Regions from separate parts of the Homo sapiens genome. Here all the other regions are linked to region 3. The links are chromatin loops, found by intact Hi-C in ENCODE. Cell type or tissue: heart left ventricle. All regions are shown on one strand.

Region 1 (5,000 bases), 200 kb before region 3:
TTTTAATTTTCTCTTGAAAGCACTGAATAAACTATGTGTTGTGTACCTGTGCTTTGGCTATGATACATTGCATGAGGTCAGGTGTAGAATTTTGTACTTGAGGCATCATATGGGCACCCAAAAAATTTCGAATTTGGGAGAGTTTTGGATTTCAGATTAAGGATGCTCATCCTTTGCCGGAATTCTACAGAAACTCAACCATACTTTTATTACTACCTTGGTGCAAAAGCAATTGCAATTTTTGGCAATGGCGAATACTGTAATTGTTTTTGTACTAACCTAATAACTACGGTTTTTATTATCCTCCTCCTTTGACATACAGAGAATATATTATTCTTCTGATATCATCTTCCATATGGCCCAAATATTTAGGAATTTCACATGATCATTTTTCTCAAAGCAAATGCATTTGTGGCCAAATTTTACAGTTATTACATAGCTAGCATGTTAACCTTGATATTATGTCACGTTTCAAATTTTGTTCCCTCTGATTTTAAACTGAATTGAGAAAAAAATAAACTTGGCTCTCTAGAAACGCAAAGAGTAAATGAGAAGTAATATGATATCGCACACTTAAAATATTTTAAAGCAGGCTTCTACTGTTACTGTTATTTTTTAGCACAAACCAAAAGTGACCATTTTCTTTGAATAAATAATAAAATTTTATATTTTAATAACATTGGCAAGCATTTTCTCATTTAAATATCTCAATTTTTAATGGAAAGTATTTCGTTTTATATAAGAGAAAAATATAAAAGGATCATGTGAGTTTATGAAAACGTCACAGATAGTGTATGATATGTTTTATGTTTATGTTTCATACTCCAAACCCAGTGGCTTTTGTGTTCAAAAACGACATTTGATTAGCAAGAGGAAATGGCCATTTTACTATTACTTATCTGGAATGGTAGCATATTCCAGATAAGTAAAGGAGAATCAGCCCCATCTTTAATACTGCCAACTGGATTTGTGTCATAAAGAGAAATTAGGGGACTAAAAAGGAAACATATAAGCCTTGTCTTTCCAGATTGGAGATGGATAAGTATATAAGGACTGACATACTATTGCTTTACAACAGTTTTCCCAGGACAAATTGAGACACCAGAAGCCAGCATATAGGTTGTGACTGATCTATTCAAATTGTTCCTAATAATGGCATCAGGGTTTTTTAAAAAAAAATTTTGTCATGCTTTAAGTTCTGGGATACACGTGCAAAACGTGCACGTTTGTCACCTAGGTATGCAGCTCAGTGCGCGTGCGCCATGTGGCGCGGCCCTGCGGGCTTTCCGTACTCCGCTCGCGGTAGGCTCCCGCCGCTATTCAGCTGTCGGGCTAATCAGCAGTCGAGGTGTGCGGCTAGGCGCGAGCTCTGCGGGAGCTCAGCCCCCGGGAGAGACCCGGCAGCGGCGCGGCGAGGACGGCGGCGCGGCGAGGACGGCGGCGCGGCGAGGACGGCGGCGCGGCGAGGACGGCGGCGCGGCGAGGACGGCGGCGCGGCGAGGACGGCGGCGCGGCGAGGACGGCGGCGCGGCGAGGACGGCGGCGCGGCGAGGACGGCGGCGCGGCGAGGACGGCGGCGCGGCGAGGACGGCGGCGCGGCGAGGACGGCGGCGCGGCGAGGACGGCGGCGCGGCGAGGACGGCGGCGCGGCGAGGACGGCGGCGCGGCGAGGACGGCGGCGCGGCGAGGACGGCGGCGGACCGGGGCAGCCCCGCGCCCTGGCCAGGTAAGCTGGGGAACCTCGGCTGCCTGACTCGCTGGCGGCGGCAGCCTTGGGCCGCCCGCGGCGCCGCGGGGACCCGGACGCGTGGGGGGCGGCGCGTAAGCTGCGGGCCAAGAGCTCCCGAGCGCTGCCCCCCGGACTCGGCGGGGCTGCGGGGAGGCCGCCGCTGGGATCTAGGGGTGCAGCCCGGCGGCCTTACGCCTCTCGGACCGGCCCATCCTCCTCCCACGATGGGCGGGCGGGTGCGGCGGGGACTAGGCGATGGCTTTCGCATCCCGGGAGGGGCTCACCGCGGCGAGGGGCCACTCTCGGCGCCGGCAAGTGGCGCTGTCTGGCGGGGCCGCCCGCTCGCGTCTCGCCGGGCTGGTCGGGCCGCTGGTGCGTTCCGCTGCCCGGCTTGGCGCCGGCATCAAGTCCCCGTGCCGGGCGGCAACTACTGAGTTTGGGATCGCCTCTGGGTTCACTTCCCTGGGAGAACTCGAGCCCGGATCTTCGCCCCTTCCCTTTCCCTGTATAATAAGGCCCAGAGGGAAAAACTCAAAAACCCCACACCTTGTTGCCCCTGGGCTGCAGGCGCCGGGTTGGGGGCACGGTGCGGACCTGCGCCTCTGCAGGGCCCCTTCTCCACGCCAGGCACTGCCTGGCAAGGCTGCTGGAGGGAGATCTGGCCGCAGATGGTGAAGGAGAACATCGAGGCCCCCGGTCCCCAAGCAGGGCTCCATGGGTCGGGCGGCGGGCCTTGGTAAGCCCAGGCTAGGGGCGAACTTCCTTTTCTCCGGGCCGACGCGGAGGGAGGGTGCGGGGAACGCCCGCGGAGGGGCCTGTCCTGCAGCACCCCAGTGGAGAGCAGAGCCTTAGAGGGGCCTGCTAGTCTTAACTTAGTATTTACTGGCAGAAGAAAGGCTTACTTTTTCAGATCTCTTCAGATAACGACCTGGCAGGCACCAGACGTAAATCTGTGGTTGAGTGCAGTCAGCTCCTAAACAGGCATGCGGTGGAGGAAGCGCCCCAAACTTGGCATCTTGTGTCTGGCACTTTGTTTTTGGGCTAAACTGCCTCTGGCGTCTTCAGCCTTCTGTGCCTCTTTGTTTTTGTTTGTTTTTCTATTTTCCTTCCTGTTTCAGAAAGGACAGTGGTTTTAGAAGTAATGACCTGAGAGCTTTGCAGGTTGAAGTGGGACAAGTTTTCCTAAGGTGCAGGTTGGCAGGTGCCAGGAGCCTGCCGGTGGCTTTTTCTCAGGCCTCTGGGTCAGGGTCCCTCCAGTGAGGTGAGGCAGGGGTTTCTCCCCTCCCAGAGGTGTGGCCACTACGCAGGGGGACAGGAACTGGGTTTCCCAGTCCGGGGAGTCCAGGATGCCCTGCACTCTGCGCTGATTCCTGGGTGACCGTGGGGGCTGCCTTCCCCCACAGCCTGGGCTGGAGAGGGTCTCCTGAGCTTAGGATCCGCGGGGCAGGAGGGCTGGGGTGACAAGGACACGTGGAACCTGCTGGGGCTCCGGGCAGTGTCCAGGGCGTGAGTAGATAAAGCTGGAGCTCGTAGCTGTGTGCTGGCAGCCCTCGGTGGGCTCTAGCAGTACTGGCAGGGGGGCCCTTGGAGTGGGCTCCCTCTCTGGGCTGGGACTGGGTGATGGCAGTAGCAATGGGGCACGAAGTCTTCCCTCTCATTTGTTAGGAAGTGTGGTCTGTGCTCCTCCCCACTGTCTGGCTCTTGGGCTGGGAGAAGCTGCAGGCTGAGTCCCACGGGGTGTGAGTGTGTGTGAGCAGGAGTGGGTGCTGGAAGGAGGTAAAGCTGGTGACCATCAGCTCCTCATTCTCTTGCACCTTGCATGTTTTCTCTGACACCGCAGACCCAAGTTGTGGCTTGCTGGTTAACTTGTTTACATAACCTTCTTAAGTAACTCTAAACTTTAAAAAAAAAAATGTTTTACAGGAATAATCGGTGGAGATGGATTGTGAAATGGAGGTGCATAAATATCCAGTTTGCCAACCGAGCTAAGAAATGCTGGATAAAAGTAAAAGGTAATTGTAAAAGACACTGATCACACCCCTGGAAGCTTAGAGATGGGATAAGACACTTTGATTTTTCCTAGACAAAACTGAGGAAGTCAGAGGAAAAACAGTTGATGGTGAGATTGGCATCAGGCTGGGCTTTGTTTGGATTGGGCCGCGGTGGCTGCAGTGAGGGCTGTTGGAGTGGGGAGAGTGGGGGTTGAGCCTGGCTGCAGAGGCCCCCTCCAGGCCTCAGCTCCTCTCCGGCACTCCTCCGTGTCCTCTGCCATGCATACCTGCCCCGGTGACTTAATAGGTGAGGGCCTCAGGTGACACCGTCGTCTGAAGTCTTGGAGAAACCTTTACTGTCCAGGGGAGGAGAGGACTGGCGGTCGGTGGGGATCGAGGCCCAGCACACATCACTGGGTGGCTTGAATGTCTTCGGCAGAGATCACATGCCCTGCCTTGCAGCCTGGTCCTTAGAGAAACGGAGAGAGCTCTGGGCCTGGGCAGCGGCCCTGGCTGTACCACTCACAGGCTGTGTGTCCTCAACGCAGTCTCAGTTCCTCACCCTTGCCAGGTGGCCGTGAGCACTGGGGACGTGGAGGCACAGGTAGGGTGTAAGGTAGTCCCTGGTGACCAGGCAGGCCTCCCAGATGTAGGTCAGGTTTGAGACGCTTGCTCACCAGGAGGCAGCCTGTGTGCCCATCGGGGGCTGGGGGTGCTCATTGTTCCCTTGGGTGGTGGTTGGCCCGAGCGCCCACAGGGAGACTTCTCTGGCTCCTTCCTTTCCCAGAGTTCCTCCCCACCCCCCTGCTGCCCACCGCCTGGGTTGGGTCCAGCTCATGTCTCAGAGCAGCCTGCTGGCACAGGCTGAGTCAGCTGTCATGGGCACTGTCGTTTCTCGCCTCTCCTGAAGCCAATCCTCCCCTCTCTCCCTGTCCAGACACACAAGGGAGGCCCGGGAGTTAGGTGACCTCAAGATCATGCAGCCAGGCTCTCTATGTGGAACCCTGCGTACTGGTGGGGTGCCATTGCTGTGTGCTTTATGATTTCTGTGCCGGCTGTGAGGTTTCCCAGGTTGGGCTGTGGGGTACCCCTGAGTCTGCAAGTTGGCCCAGGCCAGGTGTGTCACCATTGCCCAGGCCTTCAGTGGCTTTCCAGTGCTCCCTCCACATCCATGTGTCTCGGCCTGATTTTTCTCAAGTTCCCCCGCTCGCTCCCAAGAATGGCCCCTCCAGGCTCTCCTGGCTCCAGGCAGACAGGCTCATTGCCCAGATCTGCCCTGG
Region 2 (5,000 bases), 350 kb before region 3:
ATCGCTTAACCTGGAAAGTGGAGGTTGCAATGAGCCCAGATCGCACCACCACACTCCATCATTGGGGACTGAGTGAAACTCCGTCATAAAAAATAAAATAAAATAAAATCACAATATCTTGTATGCTTGACAATTGCTAACAGAGTAAACTTTAAGTGTTCTTACTATGAAAAAAATAAGTATTTTAGGTAATGTATATTTTAAATATCTTTAAATATCAAAACATCATGATGTGCATCATAAATTTATACAATATTTACTTCTCAGTTAAAAAAGATGAGTAAATAAATCATTTTAAATGTCCATCACAGGAAACACCTTTAGAGTAACTCTGTGGTTTTGCTTTATTCACAGAGCTTTTTGTTAGAACTGTGGAAAGGAATTACAACATAGAGTGCTAGAAGCACAAGTGGCCTAATAATAATTTTTATTTTTACTGTAAGTACTGGCATATCTGACACATCTGTCCTATTGTTGAGTATGACACCTTAGGAATAAATGTGACTGGAAGTCATTCATTTTGAGGTGACTCTTAAGAGTCTTAGGGTCCTGAAATCAAGAACCAGGCAGATCTATCTACTCTGACACTAAAAAACAGATCCTAAAATAAATTTCAAGAAAAAAAATTAGATACCAAAGATTTCTAGTTGGGGAACTTTTGAGGTTGTCATCAATATGTCCATATTCAAATGGAGATCAATGAAGACCAAATAAAAGAATTGTGGGCTACCTTGAAGATAAATCATGACTCAAGCTTTTGAGGAACTAAGGTGACCTTCACAGTCAGTGGAAAGAATCACAATATGTAAAGTTCTTTCGATAAAAGTATACTGACTTTGGGCTGGGCACAGTGGCTGACGCCTGTAATCCCAACACTTTGGGAGGCTGAGGTGGGCGGATCACCTGAGTTCGAGACCAGCCTGGCCAACATGGCGAAACCCCATCTCTGCTAAAAAAAATAAAAATAAAAATTAGCCGGGCGTGGTGGTGCCTGGCTGAGGCACGAGAATCGCTTGAACCTGGGAGGTGGGGATTGCAGTGACCCGAGATTGCGCCACTGTATTCCAGCCTGGGCAACAAGGTAAGACTCTGTCTCAAAACAAACAAACAAACAAACAACAACAACAACAATATATACATATATATGTGTATACATATACGTATATATATGTGTGTATATATATACGTATATATGTGTGTATATATATACGTATATATGTGTGTATATATGTGTATATGTGTATATGTGTATATATATGTGTTTGTGTATACACACATGTATACACATATACACATATATACATATACATATATGTATATGTGTGTGTGTGTATGTATGTGTGTGTGTATATATATATATATATATATATGCTGATTGAATAACCTTGTCTAATATTACTGCTATGGTTTGAATATGGTTTGTCCTCACCACAACTCACATTGAGGCTTGGCCCCCAATGTGGCAAATGTTGGGAGGTGGTGCCTTTAAGAAGTGATTAAGTCTTTAAGAGGAATTAATACCTTTTTCTGGAGACTGGTTTAATTTAGCAGGAATAGATTAGTTCCCCAAAAATAGGTTGTTATAAAGTGAGTTTGCGTCTTGTGTGTTTTGCCCTTTTGTGAAAGCGCCTAGCTCCCCTTCTATTACTCCGCTGTGTTTCCTTTGACTCAGCATGAGGCCCTTACTAGAAGCTACCAGATGCAGCTGCCCAAGCTTAAACTTCCCAGCCTATGGTAGGAACTCACTATCCTATCTCACTATAGGATAGTGAGCCAAATACACCTCTTTTGTTTATAAATTACCCAGTCTCAAGTATTCTGTTATAGCAACACAAATGAACTAAAACAGGTACACATAATTTTTATTAAAAATTGAAAGCCCTTTACATTGTTTGTATAGTGGAAAGTCAGCATGTATTTTTACCTCAATGTTTTGCTAGTGTTTTCTGTATTTCTTAGGGAATAAAGCTAAGTTTAGCAGGGGGGAAAAAAAGATTTTATTCCTTTCCAAAATTCTCACAATAGAAAAAATTAATGCTAAATAACTGTGTGTTTTTAGTTCCAATTATCTGGAAAAATTGTTTTCATTTTCTGCCTCACCTTGATACATTATAAATACTATTTAAGATCAGACCTATTGAGCAGCCAGACCAATATTATTTTTTATGATGTTATCAAAGGGCTTTTTGAGTAAATGTACAGTTCTAATTTGATAAATTGGAAAGCATTAAATTGCTCTTAAACATATTAACTTTTCTTATTAACCTTTATAAATTAATTATCCATAAATTTCCTTAAAAGTAAGATTTCTCTTTTTTTTTAATTTCTTTTTTCTTTTTGAGACAGACTCTAGCTCTGTCACCCAGGTTGGAGTGCAGTGGCGCGATCTCGGCTCACTGCAACCTCCACCTCCCAGGTTTAAGCAATTCTCCTGCCTCAGCCTCTGGAGTAGCTGGGACTACAGGCCCTACCACCATGCCCGGCTAATTTTTGTACTTTTAGTAGATACAGGGTTTTGCCATGTTGGCCGGGCTGGTCACCAACTCCTGACCTCAGGTGAGCCAGCTGCCTCGGCCTCCCAAAGTGCTGGAATTACAGACCTGAGCCACCATGCCTGGCCTAAAAGTAAGATTTCAATATGTGCTGTATCATAGAATAAAAGCTATTAATATTTAAAAGTTAACAACACACTGTGTAACACAAAGTTTCCTTTTATTGCCCCCAAATGCATTGTTTTGAATATTTAAGTGTTACCACTGGTGCAATATTCTGAAACCTAATAAACAAGGCCCAGCCACTTCTACCTACACACTTCACAATTTCTTGATCTTCAATAACATTTTCTCAGAAATTTTCCTCTCTTAGTTATGACAAATTTTAAAAATCCAGAAAGACCTCAAAAATGATATCTTTTGAATAATAGTGTATGTATATCACTGTTTTTAGCAAGTAGCAAAATAATGTAAAGTAAAGTTATAGGATAATTCTGGATTCCCCATCAAGGATTATGCAGCAAAACAGTTACCAAAATGGGAGATGAATTGATCCAAATTAGCTACATTGAAAAACTATTTTTTTCTGTTTATTTTTTTCCCAATGCAAAAAAAAATGCATTGCTACAGTTTGAATGTTTATGTCTCCCCAATATTCATTTGTTGAAGCCCTAATCCCCAAACTGATGGACTTAAAGGAGGACTTAGGGAAGTAATTAGGGTTAGATTAGGTCATGAGAGTGTGTCCCTCGTGATGGGATTAATGTCCTTATAAAAAGAGGAAGAAATTAGACATCAATCTGTCGTGCCCATGTTAGGATACGGCAAGAAGGCAGCCTTCTGCAAACCAGGAAGAAGGCCCTCACTACAGACTAAACATGTCAGCACCCTGTTCTTGGACTGCCCTGCTTCCAAAACTGTGAGAAATAAACATTTGTTGTTTTAAGTCACCCAGTCAATGATACTTTGTTATAGCAGGCCAAGTAGTCTAAGGCATGCATTTTTATTGGAAAGAATTGAAACGTACAAATACAGATTAGAAATTATAGCTTTAAAAAAAAGCTCTCACCCTCAGGAGATAAAAATGGTTAAAATTAGCTGGTAAATTCTTCAGTGTTCCTTTTATGCATAAATATATGCATGCTTATTATATAAAGAGGATCATATTATACATGTGATTTTAAATGTAAGTACTGTCATTTAATTTACATTTAATTTATCATTACAAAATGATAGAATGTTAATAACATTTCTCTGTCACTTATTTAAGCCCTCTTCTGTTATTGAAAAATTACATCTCTGTTTTCCAAAATTCTACATAAATATACATGTTTATAAATATTTATTCACAGTTGATTTTTCCCCTTACAATTTCTTGAAACAGAATTGCTGGATGAGATGATGCCAATATGTGTAAGCCATTTGATACATAGGCAAAACTGTCTTACAAAAATGTCTTGCCTCTTTACATCCCAATCAGCAGTGTTGGAGAACTTATTTCTCCCCCTACTTTCTTTAGCGCTGAGTATATTATTTAAATGTTGACATCAAAATCAAGTGGCATTTATCCTAGGAATGCAAAGTTGGTTCATTCATAAACCAATCAATGTAATTCATCATATTAACAAATTTTAAAAACATATGATCACCTCAGATACAGAGAAAGCATTTGAAAAAATCCCAAATCTATTCATAATAAAAACTCTAAGCAGACTAAGAATCTCATAAAAGGCTCATATGAGACCACATATATGACATTGCAGCTAGAGATTAAAAACTAAATGATTTCCCCTTAAAATCAAAAGTCAGACAAAAATGTCAACTCTAAACACTTCTATTCAACATTTAGTTGATGTTCTAAATAGTTCAAAATAACAAGAAAAATTAATAAATGCTATTCAGAGTAGACAGCAAATGCAAAACTGTATTTACAGACAATATGATTGTCTACATAGAAAATCCTATAGAATCTAAAAAGGAGACATTAAAACTAATTAGAAACTTTAGCAATTTTGTAGGATCAACATAAACACATTAGTCATATTTCTATACACTACTAATGAACATTGGAAATTGAAATAAAAGTAATTGTACCATTTGCAATAGCCTCAAAAAAAAAAAAAGAGAAACACTTATGGATAAATGTAACAAAAGATGTGCCAGACCTGAGGACTGAAAACTTCAAAACATTGCTAAGAAAGAATGATGAAAACCCTAGTAAATGGAGAAGCATTTATAGATTGAAAGACCCAATATTGGCCGGGCACGGTGGCTCACGCCTGTAATCCCAGCACTTTGGGAGGCCGAGGTGGGCAGATCGCGAGGTCAGGAGATCGAGACCATCCTGCCTAACACGGCAAAACCCTGTCTCTACTAAAAATACGAAAAATTAGCCGGGCGTGGCGGCGGGTGCCTGTAGTCCCAGCTACTCGGGAGGCTGAGGCAGGAGAATGGCGCGAACCCGGGAGGCAGAGTTTGCAGTGAGCCGAGATCGCGCCACTGCACTCC
Region 3 (5,000 bases):
TAACCTTCAGCAAAGCACATAACCATGTAAAATTTAATTTTATTCATTTGTAAAATGGGACTAATAAATCTAAAGTGCTTATCGTAGTGCCTGATACATAGTAAAGCTCAGCTCTCAATGAACTGTTGCTGCTGCTGCTGTTGTAGTTAAGTCTCCCCAGTCCTGAAGGGGTCATCATGAAAGATTTTTGGCTACCATCCCATCTCTTTCCTCTTATAGCTCAGAGCTCATTAATTATGTCCTGTATGTACCCGTTGCTACATTCTTCTTTGCTAACTTTCTCCTTGTTCCCTTTCTGTCTTCACTTACCAATGGTGGGCAGTGATGTAACGTTTACTGGGCAAAAATTAAAATCTTCAACTGATTTTTAATGCCTCAAATCCTCTTTCTAGCTTTAATGTTAGTTAGAAGTTCTTTATGAGGCCGGGCGTGGTGGCTCATGCCTGTAATCCCAGCACTTTGGGAGGCCAAGGCAGGCGGATCACCTAGGTCAGGAGTTTGAGACCAGCCTGACCAACATGGGGAAACCCCGTCTCTACTAAAAATACAAAAGTAGCCGGGCATGGTGGCACATGCCTGTAATCCCAGCTACTCAGGAGGCTGAGGTAGGAGAATCGCTTGAACCCGGGAGTCGGAGGTTGCAGTGAGCTGAGATCCCAGGTTCACACCATTCTCCTGCCTCAGCCTCCCGAGTAGCTGGGACTACAGGCGCCCGTCACCACACCCGGCTAATTTTTTGTATTTTTAGTAAAGACAGGGTTTCACCGTGTTAGCCAGGATGGTCTCAGTCTTCTGACCTTGTGATCCATCCGCCTCAGCCTCCCAAAGTGCTGGGATTACAGCTGTGAGCCACCGCATCCGGCCCAAAAATAATTTTTCTCAGTGAGTTCTGCAGTTATGCTAATAAGTATTTATAAAATTTTTAGAAATATTTATATGAAATTTTTTAAAAAGATCCTAGAGTTATTAACATTTCTGGCTGCGTGTCCCATCCTGGCTTTGCCAAGTAAGTATTAATTGTCCTCATAACTGCAGATGACTGATAGTGTTCCGTTATTTATATGGTTTTCCAGCAGTTGGAAACATCTTCTGTTGCAAAGGACAGTTTGGGGTTTAGTGCACATCTACCGACTGTTTCATGATAAGACAACTATAGAATTGAGAATAATCATTTAGAAACTTTTGTGGCAGTTTGACATTGCTACAGCATCCAGGCATGTGATAATTTTTCGAATAATTCATTTTTATTGCATTTTACAAAAGTTCTATTTATAATAGTTTCAAAGTTTTTAAAAAATAATACCTCACCACAGATAGTTTGAGAAGCACCTTTAACATAGGCTTCTTTTTCAGCTACTTTAAAAGATACTTTTTTGTTTTTAATTTTCTAGGGCCCTTTCTTTCATGGGAATGAGTATCTGTCTGGCTCTGATGTTCATTTCTTCCTGGTATTATGCCATTGTAGCCATGGTAATAGCTGGTATGATCTACAAGTACATTGAATACCAAGGGTGAGTGTGGATTTAATCTTGATCACTGCTAAAAGTAGCAAGACTAGCTAGTTTGGTTAGAGCCAGCTCAGTGAAAATATCTTAAGGACTCAGGTAACTTCATTTTCATAACTATATTTTGTACCCCTAATTCTTTAACCATCTTAATGATGCAAGCTTTTCATCACAAGGGAGATCCATTGAGAAAGTATGAATGGATCAATGGAAAATAACAAAGGACATTTCCAAATAATAATAATTAGTACTAAACAAAGTACAACACAAATGTAAATATTTTTGCTTATCTCTTCAGTCAAGGGGTTGTCTCTGAAATGAAAAAGAAATTAGTTCTGAACAACTTAGTAACTACTAAGACTTACAGCTTTCAAAAATGAGGACGAAATAACATTCTTATTCAGAAGATCACATTGAACTTTACTTTCTCTGCATTATTTTCAAAGTAACTTAAACTCCAGGTCTGTTATAATTTTCTAATCTAAATTGCTCTTTTACATTATTGTTTTGAACAATTACATAGAAGGACTGAATGAGTGACCCCTTCAGGCTTTATTGGGAACTGTTTGTGCAGTGCAGTCTGTTGGTGCTGTTGATCTACCTACATCAGGTTCATTATGTTAGTAAAGAACATTATGTAAATCATTAATCTGAGCTTTAATCTTCTACCTTGCACATGTGTGATTTTTAGATTCAGAAAAAAACTTTATTTTTTAAAATTATACTTACTATAGTTTAAATTTGTCTCTGCTCTTTTCTTTTTCTCACAGAGCTGAGAAAGAATGGGGTGATGGTATCCGTGGGCTGTCCCTCAGTGCAGCCCGGTTTGCTTTGCTTCGATTGGAGGAAGGACCTCCACACACTAAAAACTGGAGGTAAAGAAATCAACACTAGCAGTATTTGGCACATGGTTAACACACAAAAATATGTGTTTTGTTGATTTTAGGATAAGGAAACCATATGTGGCTCAAGGAATTGGTATAATGGACCTGTTTTGAACTATTCTAAATCCTTAATTTTTTTATTCCCTTTTCTTCATGTCGTTTATGATCAAGATTTCTACAATTTATTATTCTTCCTTGAAGACTGATCAACTTGAGATAGTACTGGGAGCATTCAAAATAATGCCCTTATCCTGTCATCTCCTGTGATCTCTTCCTTCTGTCAAATTACCTGTTTCATACAGATCTCCTGAATTAAAGGGTGGAGTCTGTCATTCTGTTCCCCAAACCCAAAATGTTTTCTCCTCCCCTCCAACCCCCACCAACCTCTTCACAGGCCTCAGTTGCTTGTATTACTGAAACTAGATGAAGACTTACATGTCAAGCATCCTCGCCTCCTCACCTTTGCCTCACAGCTCAAAGCAGGAAAAGGTCTCACTATTGTGGGCTCTGTCATCGTGGGGAACTTCCTAGAGAACTACGGTGAAGCTTTAGCTGCTGAGCAGGTAAGAGTCAGGCTTTTGAGGTATTGGAACTCAGTTTACAGCTTTGTGATGTTAAGTAGTAAGACCTCAAACTTCTACTTGAATCTTGTTCCTGAGTGATCTAGGAGGTTTCTCACTTAGTGCTGACCTTTGAAAGGACACTTTTTCCCAAATAATAAGATGAGCCAAAAATAGTTATTTATTATTTCTTCCTGTTTAAAGCATTACTAAATTATAAGATTATTAAGTCTAAACCTTATGTTCAAATATACTCCAAACATTAATCTAAGCACTGAGAAAAGTCATGTAAATAAATTGATCCCTTGAACTATGGAGAGGGTTCCTCTCAATCTTGTGACAACAAGGAGTAATGACCAAATTTTCTTCCTCTTTACTAATCTACGTGGTATCATGAGCAAGATTCCTTTGCCACTTCTGGTTAGCTGTATTGAACATTAAAGTTCTACTTTAACAAGGAAGTTGTTTTCACTCTAATACTTATTATATATGATAGAACTAATCCTATTGTTTTTGAAATGCCATTGTGTTCAATGGCATTTCAAAAGTTTTACTGTGGGGGGAGGGGGGAAGGATAGCATTAGGAGATATACCTAATGTAAATGACGAGTTAATGGGTGCAGCACACCAACATGGCACATGTATACATATGTAACAAACCTGCACGTTGTGCACATGTACCCTAAAACTTAAAGTATTTAAAAAAAAAAGTTTTACTGGATTTCATTTTGGAATCCTTTGAAATCCTAAACACTAGAAATGCTGAAGAAACATTACTCCAGAATGATGGTAAAAATTAATAAAAGGTACACAGGATTGAAAATCAGGAGAGCCTAGTTCTTAGCCGCATCACTGATTTAATCTGTGCCTTTGCAAAAATCATTCCATTTTCCATACCATTATTCCCAGGGTGGAGTAAGAGTAAATGAGATGATATCTCCAAATTGGTTTGACTAAATAAAGGAAGAGTAATGCAAATACAAGTGTCATGAATAATCACCATTAAAATGTCAAAAAGCATATGGGAATGGGAGAGGCGAAAAAGAAAACATACCTGAGAAAATTCTAAAGTGAAACTGAATCATCATACTGAGTTTCTGGTAAGATGAGTCAGGGCATGACTGGGGCTGAGGCAGGAAGGAGATCGTGTTCACAATAGTGAATCACCCTGGTCAACTGAGAAAGAATGTTGAATATTCACTTTGTAGAGATCCCTGTTCCCAGTTTTTTGGTATGGTGCAAAGGAACAAAAGCAGAACAGAGGAAAAAGCAGAGAAACTACATGTAGACAACCAGCTACAGAGGCAAAAATACGTAGTAAGCAAAAAGACAAAAGATCATGAAATTCCTTTGGGATAATTTTAACTTTTTGGACTTTTCTGTAGATGATATAGTATTATGAAGACTTTGGAAAAAGGTGGGGGATATAATATGGAGAAGGAACAATGGGTTAAAATGTCCAGAGTGAACCAGTTCAGTGTTGCGGTCCTGTGTCTCTTTCAGACCATAAAGCACCTAATGGAGGCAGAGAAGGTAAAAGGATTCTGCCAGCTGGTGGTGGCCGCCAAGCTGAGAGAGGGCATTTCCCACCTCATCCAGTCATGTGGCCTTGGGGGCATGAAGCACAACACGGTGGTGATGGGCTGGCCTAATGGCTGGCGTCAAAGCGAAGATGCCCGCGCTTGGAAGACTTTTATTGGTACTAACCATTTCTCATACAAACCTAAAGGCCCAAGTCGAGGGTATATAGTTAAATCTCTGTCACCCCCAGCCTCCTAAAGTAGAGACTATGCCATTGCTGAAGCATAGTCTTATAAGGCAACCTGAAAAACTATTGGTAGTAATACCCAGATTCTACCTACCCCCTTCAGCTTCACATTATGTTCATGAATTATTTCTGTCAAGTCTTGTGCTAGGAATTATCTCCAAAATTGCCGTGTTTTCATTTGTGATTTTCCATATTGATGTTCTCACAGGAATTGCAAGAATTGTTCTTCAGCATCATAATCTCTCAAATTCACATATCCCCCCTTAGAAATGTAGTAATGGGA

Evidence for each region. Peaks named below come from ENCODE experiments on the same cell type or tissue, not always from the same donor. Only the 100,000 strongest peaks of a DNase experiment are listed, where the experiment ranks them.
Region 1: it touches region 3 in a loop (4-fold over the local background); 6 of 110 quality-filtered maps call a loop at or near these places.
Region 2: a loop joins it to region 3, with 6 times the contacts of the local background. A loop is called at or near these places in 23 of 110 quality-filtered maps.

The regions. Positions count from the first base shown.
Region 1 is chr15:34,434,124-34,439,123 of GRCh38, reverse strand. It overlaps GOLGA8A (golgin A8 family member A), which reads left to right and starts at 1,316. Exons shown (of 25, transcript NM_181077.5): 1 at 1,316-1,726; 2 at 3,653-3,741. RefSeq lists silencers at 1,401-1,470, 1,713-1,922. In heart left ventricle, a CTCF peak has its summit at 2,049; DNase peaks (open chromatin) are centred at 1,283, 2,103, 2,453, 4,433 and 1 weaker place; H3K4me3 peaks cover 2,062 bases; H3K27ac peaks cover 356 bases.
Region 2 is chr15:34,592,853-34,597,852 of GRCh38, reverse strand. No RefSeq gene overlaps it. Among named protein-coding and RNA genes, the nearest start is that of GOLGA8B, 12 kb to the right of the region's middle. In heart left ventricle, no CTCF peak of the experiment used is centred here; no DNase peak of the experiment used is centred here.
Region 3 is chr15:34,238,613-34,243,612 of GRCh38, reverse strand. It overlaps SLC12A6 (solute carrier family 12 member 6), which reads left to right. Exons shown (of 26, transcript NM_001365088.1): 17 at 1,392-1,511; 18 at 2,276-2,380; 19 at 2,784-2,952; 20 at 4,453-4,648. It overlaps LOC124903461 (a long non-coding RNA gene), which reads right to left and starts at 487. Exons shown (of 2, transcript XR_007064576.1): 1 at 1-487. RefSeq lists an enhancer at 3,608-4,807. In heart left ventricle, a CTCF peak has its summit at 2,056 (motif pointing left); no DNase peak of the experiment used is centred here.